2 separate regions of the Homo sapiens genome follow, and region 2 is linked to region 1. Evidence: chromatin loops called from intact Hi-C (ENCODE). Cell type or tissue: B cell. All regions are shown on one strand.

Evidence for each region. Peaks named below come from ENCODE experiments on the same cell type or tissue, not always from the same donor. Only the 100,000 strongest peaks of a DNase experiment are listed, where the experiment ranks them.
Region 2: it touches region 1 in a loop (4-fold over the local background); 12 of 110 quality-filtered maps call a loop at or near these places.

What each region holds. Positions count from the first base shown.
Region 1 is chr3:159,984,290-159,992,289 of GRCh38, reverse strand. IL12A (interleukin 12A) reads right to left here and starts at 3,455. Exons shown (of 7, transcript NM_001397992.1): 1 at 3,116-3,455; 2 at 1,978-2,123. The coding sequence starts at 3,131. IL12A-AS1 (IL12A antisense RNA 1) reads left to right here. Exons shown (of 10, transcript NR_108088.1): 9 at 2,997-3,193. RefSeq lists enhancers at 3,195-3,244, 2,744-3,244, 3,245-3,745, 4,597-5,796 and silencers at 3,365-3,414, 3,485-3,684. In B cell, CTCF peaks have their summits at 3,384 and 3,589 (motif pointing left); a DNase peak (open chromatin) is centred at 3,539; H3K4me3 peaks cover 1,560 bases; H3K27ac peaks cover 1,477 bases.
Region 2 is chr3:159,918,918-159,926,917 of GRCh38, reverse strand. All of the region lies in intron 9 of IL12A-AS1 (IL12A antisense RNA 1), which reads left to right. Among named protein-coding and RNA genes, the nearest start is that of IL12A, 66 kb to the left of the region's middle. In B cell, no CTCF peak of the experiment used is centred here; a DNase peak (open chromatin) is centred at 3,767; H3K27ac peaks cover 959 bases.

The DNA.
Region 1 (8,000 bases):
TCAGTAGGTGAGACATGGTGAGAAGGGCATGAAGCTTCTGAGGAGGGGCAGGAAGGGAAGCAAAGCTTCCTAGAGTTGGGACACCCACATTAAGAGGAGTAAAGTGTCGACAATGGAGGAGGGAAATTTCAGACAGAGGTAACAGCATGAGCCAAGAAGCAAGGCCTGAAAATTCAGAATACGTTTGGGCACAAGTAGTAAAATCCCTTTCTGTGGTAGCTAGACCAATTCTCCACCTCCAAAGACATCCACCTCCCAATCCCTGGAACCCGGTAATGAGCTATGTGACCTGCCAAAGAGGAATGAAGGTGCAGATGACATTCAATTTGCTAATCAGCTGATCTAAGAGTAGAGAGATGATCCTGGATTATCTGGGTGAATCCAGTGTAAGCAGTGTCCTCAAAAGTAGAAGCGGGTAGAAGGTCAGTCCAGAGGGAGCAGCATGAGAAAGACTCAACCAGACATTGCTGGTATGGACAATGGAAGGGGCCACAAGTCAAGGAATGTGGGCAGCCTCTAGACCTGACAAAGCAAGGCAACAGATTCTCCCCAAGAGCCTCCAGAAAGGGCTACAGCTCTGCTGACACATTGACTTTAGCCCAGTAGGACCCATTTTGGACTTCTGATGCCCAGAGCTGTAAGATAATAAATTTGTGTCATTTAAACCCACTACATTTGTGACAGCAGCAGTAGGAAATGAATACACTATTCCCGGAGGTGTTTAAACAGACCTGGGCAACCCCACTATTCTGAGCAGGTTATAAAGAGTTAGATTTGGAGGTGTGAGTCCAGTGTTGTTCTTCAGATCTTTTCAAGAGAAGCTAGAATTTTGAAATCTTAATTGAAATGTTTGGTTTTTGAATGGCATCAAACTAAAAAATAAACATATAGCCCAAATTCTACAAACCTGTGCCCTGGATATGGCCGGTGAATCACTTGCATCTACCTCATTTGTTTTCTACTACAGCAAATTTGACAAATGATGTACAAAACATTAAATTGATTTCTATAATCTTTTGACCCTTAGGACTATATCTGGGAGTAGGGGTGTCAGCTTTTGCACAAAAAAATCTATATGAATTGGAGCACCTAAAAGTTACCCATTTTGAACCTTTCTTCGGGAAACAAAGCAGTTTTCACTTGAGCCCCCTGTCCAATTAAGATTAATTGAATTGTGAGGAGCAATGCACAGCACATTATGAAAGATTGAAAGGGGAAAGGAGCCCTTTAAGAAGGCTTGGTGGCATTGAGCTTATTTTAAGATATTCCTAAGGCAACAAGCTAGAAAATACTCAAGAAAAAATTCCTAGAGAGCAGAAAGGCAGAGGACATCTTTTAAAACATTAGCCTTTAGCCTTTGCAGCAGTAGCTACTGGAGCAGTTTTTAACGGCAATGTTTTTTACATTAAAATATGAAACCTAAAAGAACGAAGCTGTAAATAAAATTAGGTAACTCTTCCCTAGAAAATGAAGGCTGCATGTGCACTGTCATAGTCCTCCCTGAGATGTGTTGCTCCAAGAAGGAACTGTGTCACCAAGTAGAAGCTGGTGGGCAGCAGGAGGGACAAGGCTATTTCATCTTTGTACCCCTGCCCCCCAACACAGAGTATGCACCCAAGTAACTATTTCCGGGATTGATCAGTGGTGTGGTGCCAGAGAAACCATGTGGACCTGACACAATTCTATCTCTGTTGGCAGGCTACAGGAACACTGCAAATATCCACTTTACTCAGTGTAGACATAGCCAAAACCAACATCATTATAATTTATTACTACTCTTGCTTTCTCTGGAGACACAATTTCACTAGGACTCTTTAACACTTGGGCCATTTGTAAAGTTCCCTCTCCTGCTGTTGACAGCTGCTAATGAACTTCCACAATTTCTCTGCAGTTCCATCAGGTACCAGAGGGGAGGATCAGAGGCCCCTTCCTCAGGGAGGGTGCAGGTCCACAGTGGAGAGGACAGGAAAGGCTCACCTTCTGGAGCATGTTGCTGACGGCCCTCAGCAGGTTTTGGGAGTGGTGAAGGCATGGGAACATTCCTGGGTCTGGAGTGGCCACGGGGAGGTTTCTGGCCAAACTGAGGTGGTCCAGGAGGACCAGGGTAGCCACAAGGAGGAGGCCTGGAAGGAAGAGGAGCAGGTGGAGGAGCTTCAGCCTGGATGGCCTGCCTGCACCACCTTCCCTCCATTCTGGCCACCTTCACCCATCCATTCATGCTTGGCACCCACCTCCCTCAACCCATTTCCAACACTTTTCCTTCAACACCTGAGAGATGACTCGAGTTATTACAAAGCGCCACTCTATTCTAGGGCTAGAAGCCAGCTCCCTGTGAGGGTCTAGAGATGAGCTTGGACAAGGGTGTTGAACCCAACACTCACCCAGAGAAAGCCTACATGTTTTTGATCAGGGAAACCCAGACCAGGTGGTGAAGTGGCTGAGTCAGACTTGGGACCCAGTGTTTTAAAAACAGTGGAGTGAGAAAGCCTGACTTTTTTTGTTTTTTTAAGACGGAGTCTCACTCTGTGGCCCAGACTGGAGTGCAGTGGCACGATTTTGGCTCACTGCAACCTCCACCTCCGAGTTCAAGCAATTTTCCCTGCCTTAGACTCCCGAGTAGATGGGATTACAGGCACCCACCACCACACTCGGCTAATTTGTGTATTTGTTAGTAGAGACGGGGTTTCACCATGTTGGTCAGGCTGGTCTTGAACTCCTGACCTCAGGAGATCTGTCCGCCTTGGCCTCCCAAAGTGCTGGGATTACAGGCGTGAGCCATTGCACCCGGCCAAGCCTGACTTTAGAACTGGCTAGGATCTGCCTTCTGTTTGTAGCTGAGGGACCCTAGGCAGGAAAGCAGGAAATCTCCCACGCTGGGCCTCAGTTTCTCCTCTACGAAGTGGGCATAATGATAGCTCATCAGGCTGTTTCGAGATGAAAAGAGACATGCCCTATTTAGCACACGGTGAGACCCCTATTCTTATTCCTCTTTGCAGGAGACGGCTGCTGCTGTTCCAGTCTCTCCTTAGGCAGACTTGAGTTTCTACCCACTCTTCCCAAGCAGCCGCCCCTCCGCACCCGAGCGAGCCAAAGACCTGGCGGGCTGAGTACTCACTGCGCGCTGGACACATGCTGAGCCGGCACTGCAGGGACACAGGGCGAGCCGCTGGATGCAGACCTGTGGCCGCGGCAGGTGAGGGCGGTGGCTGGGAGGCTGACCCAGGGGGCCACATTTTTATAATTGTCCCGAGGCGCGGCAGGACTTTCCCGGGACTCTGGTCTCTTGCTTTCTGTCTCCTTCTGTGTCTCTCTCTACATCAGCTTCTCGGTGACACGTGCGGTGCGGCCGGCCCGCGGGGCTTGCGGCGCTTTCGGATTAACTCCCGGGGTGCCCGGCCGCAGCCGTTCCGGGACGGCCCCGCCGCCTCCAGCTCGGCCCAAAATGAAAGCGAAATGTTCGCAGTTACTGCGCGGGGTCCACAGGCGGGCGGGACACCCCGCCCACCACCCTGGGTCCCCGGCCTTAGCCGGACGCCCCGTGTCTAAGCTACCCCGCCCCGCAGCTGTGCAGCGCCCCCTGCCGACGTAGAGAGAGGAGTGCCTCCCACTTTGCATGTCCTGCGTAGGGATGGGCCCTAACCACGACCTCCAGCCTAGTACTGGAAGGGGTAGGCAAATCATTCACTCATCATCGTTCCTTTAGATGGCTCACTAGATGCCAGGCCGACGTTGCACCAGGTGCAGGACACCCAGGGAGAACAGGACCCTTGGGGCATTGCCACACTAAATCAGACTCAAGGCGTTTTGTTCACAGGTCTTTTCTGAAACCTGAAAAGGGATGAGAGCTGGCTGACTCTGCAATTATTACTCTTGTAGAGAATCCAGTTTAACGATAGGATGAATACACAGAGTCCTGGGAGGAAAGACCTAGAGAAAGAGCCCACGCTCAGCCGGAGCAACGGGGTCCAGGAGTCAGCAAAGGCTCCCGGGAGCAGGCAGGGGCCCCAACCTGAGTGTTAAAAACAAGCAGGCATTAGACCGCTTCCAGCGGGAGGGCACGCAGGGTCTAGCCAGGGGAAACAGGGATCAGAAGCGCAGTCATGAAGGGTTGAGGGAGGTGGGGGTCTAGGTGTCCTTGCAGGGTGTGAGGCTGGAGGGCTGGATGGGGCCATGCCATGAGGGCAGGGGATGCCATACTAAGGAGTGTACTTTCTGTGCTGAGAGTAGTGGGGAGTCTTCCTGGGTTTTAGGCGGGAGATGTGGCAGAATTTGCATGATGGGGGGATCCCTTCAGCCACAGCATGAAGGATGGATCCAGGGGTCAGGAGTAGAGCAGAGGGAAGAGTTGACAAGGTGTGGCCAAGTCCTTATTCAGTATGGAGAACACAGGGTGGGCAGGAGGGACTCTCAGAGGGCTTGTGGGCCAAGGCTTGGTAGCTCCTCAGGTGAGCGGGAGAGGAAGGCCCTGAGAATGGGGAATGGAGATTGTTCTAGCTTTACAGGGATTACTGTATAAGAGGACTGAGTTTGGAGGAGATGGTGAGAAGTTCCATTTTGGATGTGCTGGGTTTGAGGTTCCTGTGGGACTTTTTAGTTCAGTTGTTTTTCCCACAGGCATTAGTCACCCTAGGCGTGGGTAGTGGGGAGGATGTGTTTGATCTCTGACTTGGAGCTTCCAAAGGGCCTGACTACACCCAGGCCCTAGGACCTAATAACTGGAGCTGCCTTCTGGGTGGCTCATCTGCTCGAAGCTGATGAAGCACGGCTGTAGGGAGTTTTAGGTGTGTGTAAAATAAGAGAAATGGTTGATCTCTAAGGCCCCTTCTAATGCTGCTGTCTGAGAATTCCCCCACGGGATACAGAGTAATCCATTGTCAGAAACAATTGCGTTTAGCAGTTTGTCTAGAGCAAATGACAGGTGCAGAGCTGTGTTGTGGCCACAAGGGTTTAGTGTGGAGTTAAATGTACTTAAAGTCAGGATGAAGACAAGTGTATCACAACTGAGCTGTTTCTCCCCTGGAAGGGCCATCTCCTATACAAAAGTAATTTCTGTTGCTTAGATGAGCACAGGGCCACTGTTAAAAATGGATTATTGGCTACCAGACACAGTTTCTAATTTACATTTTTGTGAAATAGTTTCCTGAAGTGCTCCATGTCCTCTAGCTAAGATGAAATGAAAACCTTCTTCTAGGAATACATGATTTTTCTATAAGTGACAGTCTTAGCTCACAATCACTACTTCACAGTGTGTAGCATTGTCGTGGAGGTCTCGGCCAATGCTATAAGGAAAGAAAAAGAAATGAGAGCTTTAAACATTGGAAAAGAAAAGGTAAAACTGTCACTTTTTACAGTTGATATACAAAAAGAAAAAAAATTAATAGACTATTAGAACTAAGAAGAGAATTTAACAACATCATGCAATACACATATCAACTTAAAAAAAATCAGCCGATTTTCTTTGTATCTGCAACAATCCATCAGAAAATGTAATAAAAACAAGATGACATGCATAGAAGCAGCCAAACTATAAAGTAACTGACTGTAGATACAGAGGCAGTATAATGGCTAAGAGTATGGACTAAACTATGTTAATCCAGGTTCTGCTACTTACTTGCTGTGTGTTCTTAGGTGAGTTATTTATCTCTCTGGGCTCAGTTTCCTCATCTGTTAAATGATGATAATAAAAGTACCTACAGTATAGAGTTATTATGATTATTACATGAGCTTGGATAACTACAGAATAGTGTTTGGAGAAAAATTTTAAAGTTCAGTCAAGAATATAGTGTGATTTAATTAAATAATTCTATACCCTTGGGTGGAAGGTTTCTCTATATAGAAAGCTTAAGCCTCTTTTCGTTAATTCACATGCTCAATGTAATTCCAATACAAGCTACAAATAAATTTTCTCAGAAACTTAATAATAAGCCTACTCTAAAATACAGATGTAATAAAATCTATGACTAAGTTAAAAAAATTTTTTTTGAGACATGGTTTTACTGTATCACCCAGGCTGGAGTGTAGTGGTGGCACAGTCACAGCTCACTGCAGCCTTGACCTCCTGGGCTAAAGTGATCCTCCCACTTCAGCCTCCTGAGTAGCTTGGACCACAGGCAACACCATCATGTCCAGCTAATTTTTATTTTTGTATTTTGTAGAGACGGAGTCTAGTTTTGTTGCCTAGGCTGGTCTCAAACTCCTGGGCTCAAGTGATCCACCCACCTTGGCCTCCCAAAGTGCTGGGATTACAGGCGTGAGCTGCTGTTCCTGGCCTTAAGTAAAAATGCTAAGGGAATAATGAAAAGGGGGACTAACCCTATCACATATGGACATAATTTAAAGCCATAGAAATTAAAGTAGTGATCTTTGCAACAGATCAGGCATATGGACCATTGAAACAGAGTAGAGAAATTATAGATAGATTTGTATATTTGGGTATTAAGTATAAGATAATACAGATGATTCCCTGATCAATGAGGAAAACATGCAATATTTAGTAGAAAATACTCAATGGGCTGGGCATAATGGCTCACACCTGTAATCCCAGCACTTTGGGAGGTCAAGGCAGGAGAATTGCTTGAGGTCAGTAGTTCAAGGCCAGTCTGAGCAAAAACTCCCTACAAAAAATTTTTTTAAAAAGAGAAAATGTTCAGCGTATGATGAAAAATAAAACTGGACTCCAATCTAAAACAACAGAGGTGAATCCATTTGGAAGTGAATTAAAGACCAAATGTGAAAAGTAAAATTGTTACAGTAGTAGAAGAAAATATAGAGGACTGTCTTTGTCACTTATAAGTGGGAAGGACTTTTTTAAAACTTCTAAAGCTCCAAACCATAAGGCAAAATACCTATCAATTGGATTACATAAAAATGAAGATTTCTGTTTTACACATTTCCTCTATGCATGAACCAAATGAACAGACAGCTGACAGATTGAGAGAAGATATTTTTCAGTGTCTAAAACCAATATTTTCAATGTCTAAAAACAAGGAACTCTTGTAAGTCAGCAAGAAAAAGACAGAAACACTAGTAAAAAATGCGTAAAGCTCATGAATAAGCAATTTAACGAGAAGAAACCCCAAAGACTAATGAGCATACCTGGAGGCTCAGTTATATCAGAAAATGCAAATGAAAAAAAGAATGAGATATCTCTTTACACCTCTTAGACTGACAAGTTGAGAACACTGGATACTGGTAAGTGTTGGGAAAATGGGGGACTACAGGATCTATTATATCACACCATGCCAGTAGGCTGACATGGCTGTTTTGAAGGGTATTCTGGCATTCCTTGACCAGATTAAGTATATTCACACCCATGACCCAGCTGTTAACCCTGGGTGTATATCCTATGGAGATTCTCATACAGGTCCACAAAGGAACATGTATGAGGATGTTCATTAAGTCATTGTTTGTAGTGATGGGGAACTGGAGGCAATGTAGCTGCTCATTACTGGGGGAGTGGGTGAGTGGAATGTAGGGATCCACTTCATGGAGTATTCTACGGCAGTTAGAAGTAATAGACTAGATGTACATGCAGTAACATGGATATGTATTAAAAATATAATACTGAGTAAAAACAGGAAAACAGAGTAAGATCTCTCTCTATAATGTATAAGTAGACAATTAAAACCCTTTGGGGCTGGGCACAGTGGCTCATGCCTGTAATCCAAGCACTTTGGGAAGCCAAGGAAAGTGGATTGCTTGAACCCAGGAGTTTGAGACCAGCCTGGGCAACATAGGGATTCCCCATCTCCACAAAAAATACAAAAATTAGTCAGGCATGGTGGCACATGCCTGTACTCCCACCTACCAAGTAGGCTGAGGTGGGAGGATCACCTGAGCCCGGAAGGTCAAGGCTATAGTGAGCCATGATTGTGTCACTGTACTCTAACCTGGGCAACAGAGTGAGACCCTGTCTCACTTAAAAGAAAAGAAAAAGGAAAGAAAGAAAAAGAAAAAAATGGGGGGGCTCAGATTTGTTTTTGGAATTCAAAATGCTTGGA
Region 2 (8,000 bases), 65 kb after region 1:
CTGGGATTACACGTGTGAACCACTGCTACTGGCTGGTCTCTAATCAGGAAATTTTGAATGGGTGGTGCATGGATGAGAATCCCATGAAGAGGTATAAATAACTGTTATGAAGCAATGAATACGGGCTTGCCTCGGCCCAGGGGCCAAAGCCTTCAGGAAGAAGAAAAGACCGCCCCCATCTTAACAGATGGATTTGTGGTCTTGAGGAGCACCAAAGCCCTGAAGAAAAGGGGGGAAACTAGGGTTTGGGAGACCAAGAGTAGAGGAATATGCAGAGGAAGTCACCATACACTATGGCCTGCCCTCCTGAGCAGGAATGCTTGCTTCCTGCTGACCTGGAAACCAGCTGTCCAGCAGAATGGAAAAACAGGTGGACTTAGACCCAAAGACCTGAGTATGAATCCAGCCCTGCTCTTCTCTACTGTGTGCCATGGCACAGAGCACACACACGCCATGCCAGACAATTGATTTTAATCAACTTTATCTAGTTGATAAAGTACTTACAATATTGAGAGAATGAATGGGAGCATCACTAAATACCTTCTCAGGATGCCAAATTTCATCTTTTGACATGAAAATGTTTAGTTTTCAAAGTCGTTTTAACATACCTTCCCATACACAGAATGCCCCTGCAGGGCAGGAACCTTTCTTATGCCCATTTTGGAGATTTGATTCAGAGCAATTGCTCAAGATCTGCTGGCTAGTTTGAACTCAGGTCTTTGGACTGCAAATTTTTCTTTCCCCTCTGCCTCCTAGTATGCGGCATGAATCTCCAGACTAAAGTGAGACCTTTTAGATGGCTGAATAAGGAAGAAACCTGGAGAACATACATGTGGGTTAGAAGTCATTATGGCTCCGAGATCGCAGGCTGATGCCATTGTTACTGGGAACTGGAGACAGAGCTGAAGGACCCAGGGAGCCGGCCGGCCCAGCTATTAACACCTCAGGGAGCTCAGCTTGTGCATGGATGAGGCATCCAGGAAGGCAAGACAAGGTAGATGCCAGGCTCATAAGAGGGAAATTCTTCTAAAGAAGGGAAAGCACTGGAGGGAAATAAGTGTAATTGCTTCTCATTTGAGATATTCAGCAATGTCTGATGTATATCTCCAGGGAGGATACTTTCAGTTTAGGGGAGGATTTGAGAACTTGGTTTGGGGATTCTAAGCCTAGCATGAACAGTGAAGAAAATCTTTTATGCCTCTGTACAGAATCATCACCAAGCAACTTTCAGGCACATATTCATTCATTCTCAACTCTGAGTACTTACTATGTGCCAAACACAGTCCTGGGCCCTTTGGGGTGGTACAAAGTTGATTCAGCTATTGTCTCTAATCTTGAGGAACTCCTGGAGGCTTAGTCATGTGGTCAGGGTTTGAACCCAGACAATCTGACTCTGTGCTGTAAATTAGCATCATGCTACCTCTGTTAGAAAACACACCCAACTCGGCCTGGAGGAATCCAGAAAGGCCTCTAAGAAGGAGTATCAGCTTTGAGTGGAGTTGAATTGAATTCAGCAAATGGATGAGAAGGGAAGGATGTTCTAGGGAAGGACAATGTGTTGAAAGGCTAAAAGTTGTAAGGAGAGAAAGGCATATTCAAGGAAATGCAAATAATGTGGAATGACATAAGATTAATGATAATAATAGAAAGAGGGTAGAATGTGTGTAGGAAGTAGAAGGAGAGGAGGCTGGAGACTCGAGAAGGGCCCAGTTTAAAGCACTTTAAACTCCATGCTCAGTATTTTGTCTCAGTGGCATTGAAAAGTGATGGATGTGTTTTGGGCAGAGCAGTGACATGGCCAGCACTGTGACATGGGACATTGTGTGCAGGAGCTTCCTCTAGGGCAGTGGTTCCCAAGCCCAGTCATTTACTTCCTGGAGTAACCATTTTTTCTTCTTTGAATCCACTCCTTCTCCAGCCTTCTTCATCTCAGTAAATGGTACCTACAAATGTCTGCGTCTCAGGTCAAAAATCTAAGGGTCATCCTTGATTTCTGCTCTTCCTGTACCATGTACATCCAATCCATCAGTATGGTCTCTCAGATGGCTCCTGAGCCCATTTGCTTCTCTCCATATCCATCATCTCTGGCCTGGACAACTGTGTCTGCTTCCTACTCAGGAAGGAGTCTTCCTGCCTCCCTGCAATCTAATCTCCACACAGAAGCCAGGGGATCTTTGGAAAAATCTGATACTGTCTGTGATAAAGAATAACTTGAGGAGGTATGCATGGGACACAGAGCACAGAGCCAGATTGTCTGGGTTGAAATCCTGATGACACCATTAAGAAGCCAGGAGTTCCTTTTTAAAAACAAAAACTTTTTTTTTTTTTTCTGAGACAGGGTTTTGCTCTGCTGCTCAGGCTGAAGTGCAGTGGCATGATCATAGCTCACTGAAGCCTTGACTTCTTGGGCTCAAATGATCCTCCCACTGCAGCCGTCTGAGTAGCTGGGACTATAGGCATGCAGCACCAAACCTGGCTAATTTTTAAATCTTTTGTAAAGAAGTGGTCTTGCTACATTGCCCAGGCTGGCCTCCAGTGAACCTTCTGCCTAGGTCTCCCTAGGTGTTAGGATTATAGGCGTAGCCACTGCACCTGGCTGTCCCCTTCTTAAACCCCTTTCAGCAGCTCTTGGAATTTCATTGCCCATGGAATACAATCCAAACTCCTTACGATGGCCACGCGAGTCCTGGCTGCCTCTTCAGCCATCTCAGGCCAGTCCACTCGTTCCCTTGTCAGCAGGCTCTAGCCAACAGGCCTTCTGACCCTTTCTAGAACTTGCCAAGCTCTCTGTGACTCAAGACTTTGCACTTCCTATTTCCAGCCCTTCCCTGAGCAGTTCTATGACCTGCTTGCTCCTTCTCCACTTTCCAGCTTAAATATCGTTTTCATGGAGGCTATCTGCAGACCTCCTCAGGTTATTTCTTATCACAGCACCCTGTGACTTTCCTTCATAGCTTATTTTATAGAAACCTATTTTTTTTTTGAGATGGAGTCTTGCTTTTGTTGCCCAGCCTAGAGTGCAATGGCATGATCTCGGCTCACTGCAACCTCCGCCTCCTGGGTTCAAGAGATTCTCCTGCCTCAGCCTCCTGAGTAGCTAGGATTATAGGAGCCCACCAACATGCCAGGCTAAGTTTTGTATTTTTTTTAGTAGGGACGGGTTTTCACCATGTTGGCCAGGGTGGTCTTGAACTCCTGACCTGAGGTGATCGACCCACCTTGGCCTCCCAAAGTGCTGGGATTATAGGCGTGAGCCACCTCATCCAGCCTAAAAAAATCTTTATAGTCTGAATTTGGTCTTTCTGCTTAGCTATTTGATGTCTGTCTTGTCCTGGAAGAATGTCAGCATGCCAGTCTTTCTACTGTGGTGGCCCCCAAGCCTAGAACGGGGCTGGAGTGTGTAGGCATTCGAGAAATATTTGTAGAATGAATGAATAAATGAGTGCAATTTAATCCTCCAGAGCACGAATTTTTTTCTTAAGTTATCCCTCTCATTTTAATAAGGGAAGAGATGCTGAGTGGAAGAAAAAGCCCACACAACGATGGTTTATTCCCTTTAGTCTTGTCTTTTTCCTTTGCGAGACTTCACTTTCTGGTTATGAAGATGAATGTCTGACACGCTTTTTTTCCCCCAAGATGCTCTTTCAGAGTACTGACTGGTTGAAACCTGTGGCGACAGCTTTCATCGAGTCCAAGAGGTGTTGCATGCTCCTGCTGGTTAGAAAACAGCACTGTGTCACAGTAGGGGAACAGAAACAAAACCAGACCATGCTTGAGTGCAAGCTGCAGCATGGAAGGGACTTGAGAGAGCATCTCAGGCCCAGCCCCCTTGCTGTATAAATGAGGAAACTGAAGCTTTGCGAGGCCAAGGAAACAGAACCCATTCTCTTTTTCCTGACTCCCCTTACCCATCACACCCCACCCCTCACCTTCCCACTCCCAGTGAGAGCCTGGATCTGAGTTGACTGGTGATACTGTCATTCTCTTGTCCATTCCTCATCAAGGTTTGTTCTGATGGGGCCATGAAAGGCTGTGTTGTCAATAGCCTGTGTGACCTTCTTCAGCACTTAGGGATGTGTCTTACATCTCTGAATAACCTCGACAATTCTAATTTTGGTTATGCCTTGCATGAATTTAGTGAAACTTTATGGGAAGCTTATTTTTATTCTCACCCCTAATTGTGTCCTACGGGTTAATGAGGTTCCTCATTTTACTACTTATTTTGTAGCAGTAGAACTTTACTTATCTTCAATTAACTTCTTGTAAAATCTAAGGCAGGAACCACCACAAGCAACTTGCGAGTCTTATTTGGCTCAACTGTCTCAGGGCAAGTGTCCTCTGTTGAACTCCCACAACTAATTTGAACTAATTGGTAACACTAACAATTGGGCAGTTTTCCATAATAATTTGAGATTATGTCTTCTCTTGGGAAATAAGAAAACCTGGGACAGTGATCCTTTGTGGCAACAGTTAGCTGGAACTGAGTAGTTGCATGCATCAGCATTTCACTGCCCCATTTAGACCTGGGGAACACCCAGTTTAACACAGTCATCAACACTCCTCATTGCTTTACATGCAGCTGGGTCCACTCAGTTACTTTATTTCCCCAGCTCCTGAAAATATTTTGAGTTCGTATCCCTGAAATATCCTTCCAAAGCATTCTGGAACTTGAGATCTGTGATCCATGATCACATTTATGATCTATAGATTTTTAGTATAGTATTCTTCAGACTTGGTCTTCCTCATGTGACACCCAGCTTCAGAGACCAGGGCTGGCTGCTCTCCACTGGGGGCATGATCCTCAAGTGCTTCCTTTAGAACAACTATGAAATTTAAAACAAAGTTAGTCCAGAGGGATTTTGGAAGCAGGATGCAGAATGCGGAAGAAACTCAAGATAAGGTGTAACAACCAAGTTAGGAAGGGTGCAGGTGAAAGTTCAGAGAATCCTACTAAGCGGTCAGTCATTTAACTAATATCTATTAAGGTTTTACTATATTCCAGGCACAAAGTGCTAAAAATATAGGTGGCTACTGCCACCCATTCCCTATCATTACCGTCTGTTTCTGCTCCTCCTACTCTTCTGAAGTTTCTGTCTCAACGGTCATTAACAATCTCTGCTGTGGACTGAATTTCTCCCCTCTCCCAAATTCATATATTGAAGGCCTAATCTCAAATGTGATGACATTTAAAGATGGGGCTAGGAAACAATTAAATTTACGTGAGGTCATGAGGAGGAGGCACTCATGATGATATTAGTGCCCATATAAGAAGAGAAACTAGACAGCTTACTCCCTCCACCATGTGTGGACACAGCAAAAAGATGGCTGTCTTCCTGTGAAGCTGGGAAGAGGGCCCTCACTAGAACTTGACCATGCTGGCACCCTGATTTTAGATTTTCAGCTTCCAGAGTGGTGGGAAAATAAATTTCTGTTGTTTAAGCCACCCAGCCAATGGCATTTTGTTATGGAAGTTCAAGCAGACTAATACAGTCTCCTAATGGACAGATCCTGTGGTCTTAATCATATGTGGATTCTCTGTAGCCTCTGAAAGGGAAGACATACTCTACTGCTTCACTCATATCCCTTAGCATTAATGGGACATTCTCCTCTTATATCTTAGGCTGCTTCTAAACTTCCTTAACTTAATCATGTCTGCAAAGTCATGTTATCTAAACAAGGTAACATTAATTTGGTTCCAAGGATTAGGACCTAGTATCTTTTTGGAGACATTATTCAGCCTGCTACAGACTGCTATTGATTTTGGTGTGCTAACCTTGAATTCAGCAACATTTGTCTGAAGAGTCCACTTTATATAGACAATTATTTCACAAGCAAATTACAATTTTGTGTTTGCTGACTCAAAAAATTTCTATTCTTTCTCCTTTGCCTTCTGTCTCTCCTCTCCCTTTAGATCCTCTTCCCCTTCCTCCTCCTTCTATTTTTGGTCTAATTTTCTTAATTTTGAATGATTTCTTTTTTTGTATTTATAACAACTTTTTGAGACATAATTCACATACTGTACCATTGACCCATGTCAATTGTAAAATTAAATGTCTTTAGTGTAAGTACACAGCTATTCAACCATCATCACAATCAATTTTAGAACATTTTCATCACCCCATAAAAAACTGCATATGCCTTAGGTGTCAACCCTCAGTCCTTCTTCTCCAAGCCGTAAGCAACCACTAATCTGTTTTTTGTCTTTATAGATTTGCCTATTCTGGAATTTCTTATAAATGAGATGATATAATATGTGGCCTTTTGTATCTGGCCTCTTTCACTTCTTGTGTTTTCAAGGTTCATCCATGTTGTTGCATGCATCAGCACTTCACTTCTTTTTTATTGTAGTAAAATATAAATAACCTAATGTTTATCATTTTTAACCATTTGTAAGTGTACAATTCAGTAGCATTAAATACATTCACAATGTTTTATGACTGTTACTGCTATCTATACTCAAAACTTTTTTCTTGTCCTCCCCAAAAACTCTGTAGCCATTTTATAAGTCTCTCTTCCCCTACCCTCCAGCCATATAAGTTGATTCATATAGTATTTGTTTTTCTGTGTTTGGTTTATTTAACTAAGCATAGTGTTTTCAAGGTCCCTCCATGTTGTAGCATATGTCAACATTTCATTCCTCTTTATAGCTGAATAATAGTCCATTGTATGTATGTACCATATAGCTGAATGTATAGTCCATTGTATGTATATACCACATTTTGGCAGTTTATTATCTGTTGATGGATATTTGGGTTGGTTCCACCTTTTGGCTATTATGAATAATGCTGCTATGAACATCAGTATACAAATATCTGAGTCTCTGCTATTTTACTGAGTTATTTTCAGTTCCCTAGGAGTGGAATCGCTGAGTCATATGGTAGGTCTATATTTACTCTCTTGAAAAACCAGCCTGGGCAATACAGTAAAACCTCATCTCTACAATAGATACAATAAAATATAAAAACCATCACCACCAAACTGTTGTCTACAGTGACCACACTTTTATATTCCCACCAGCAAAGTACAAGGGTTCTAGTTTCTTCACATTCCTGTCAATATTTGTTACTTTCTGTATTTAAAAAAATTATAGCCATCCTAGTAGATGTGAAGTAGTATCTTATTGTGGTTTTGATTTGCTTTTACTTTATGACTAATGATGTTGAGCATCTTTTAATGTGCTTATTGGTCATTTGGAGAAATGAGTTTTAGGAGTTCCTTGTATATTCTGGATAGAAATCTCTTATCGGATCTATTATTTGCAAATATTTTCTCCCATTCTGTAAATTGTCTTTTCACTTCCTTTGATGCACTAAAGTTCTTAATTTTGATGAAGACCAATTCATAGTTTTTTCTTTTGTTGTCTATGCTTTTTGTATTATATCCATGAAGTTGTGGCCAAATCATGTCATCTTATTGCCAAATAACATTCTATTAAACAGATATACCACATTTTATTTATTAATTTATCACTTTATGGACATTTGGGTGTTTCTACCTTTTGGTTATTTTGAATAATGCTGTTATAAACATTCATGTATTCATGTTGTTGTATGGACATATGTTTTTATTTCTCTTGGATATATACCTAAAATAAAATTACTGGGTCTTATGGTAACTGTCTGAGGAACTGCTAGGCTGTTTTCCAAAGTGGCTGCACCATTTCACATTCTCATCATCAGTGTACGAGGGTTCCCACTTCTCTGCATTCTCACCAACACTTGTTATTATCTGACCTTTGAGCATAGCCATCCTAGTGAGTCTGGAGGAGTGTCTCATTGTACTGATATTTATGTGCATATGTTTTATTTTGTTTATTAATACACAAGGGTTAGCTTGTATTTACAGGGCTTTATTTACATTTCCTTAGTGACTAATGATGTTAAGTGTCTTTTCATTTGCTTATTGGCTATATCTTATTTGAAGAAATATCTATTCAGATCTTTTACCCATTTTTTAAATTGGGTTGTCTTTTTGTTATTGAGTAGTAATAGTTCTTTATA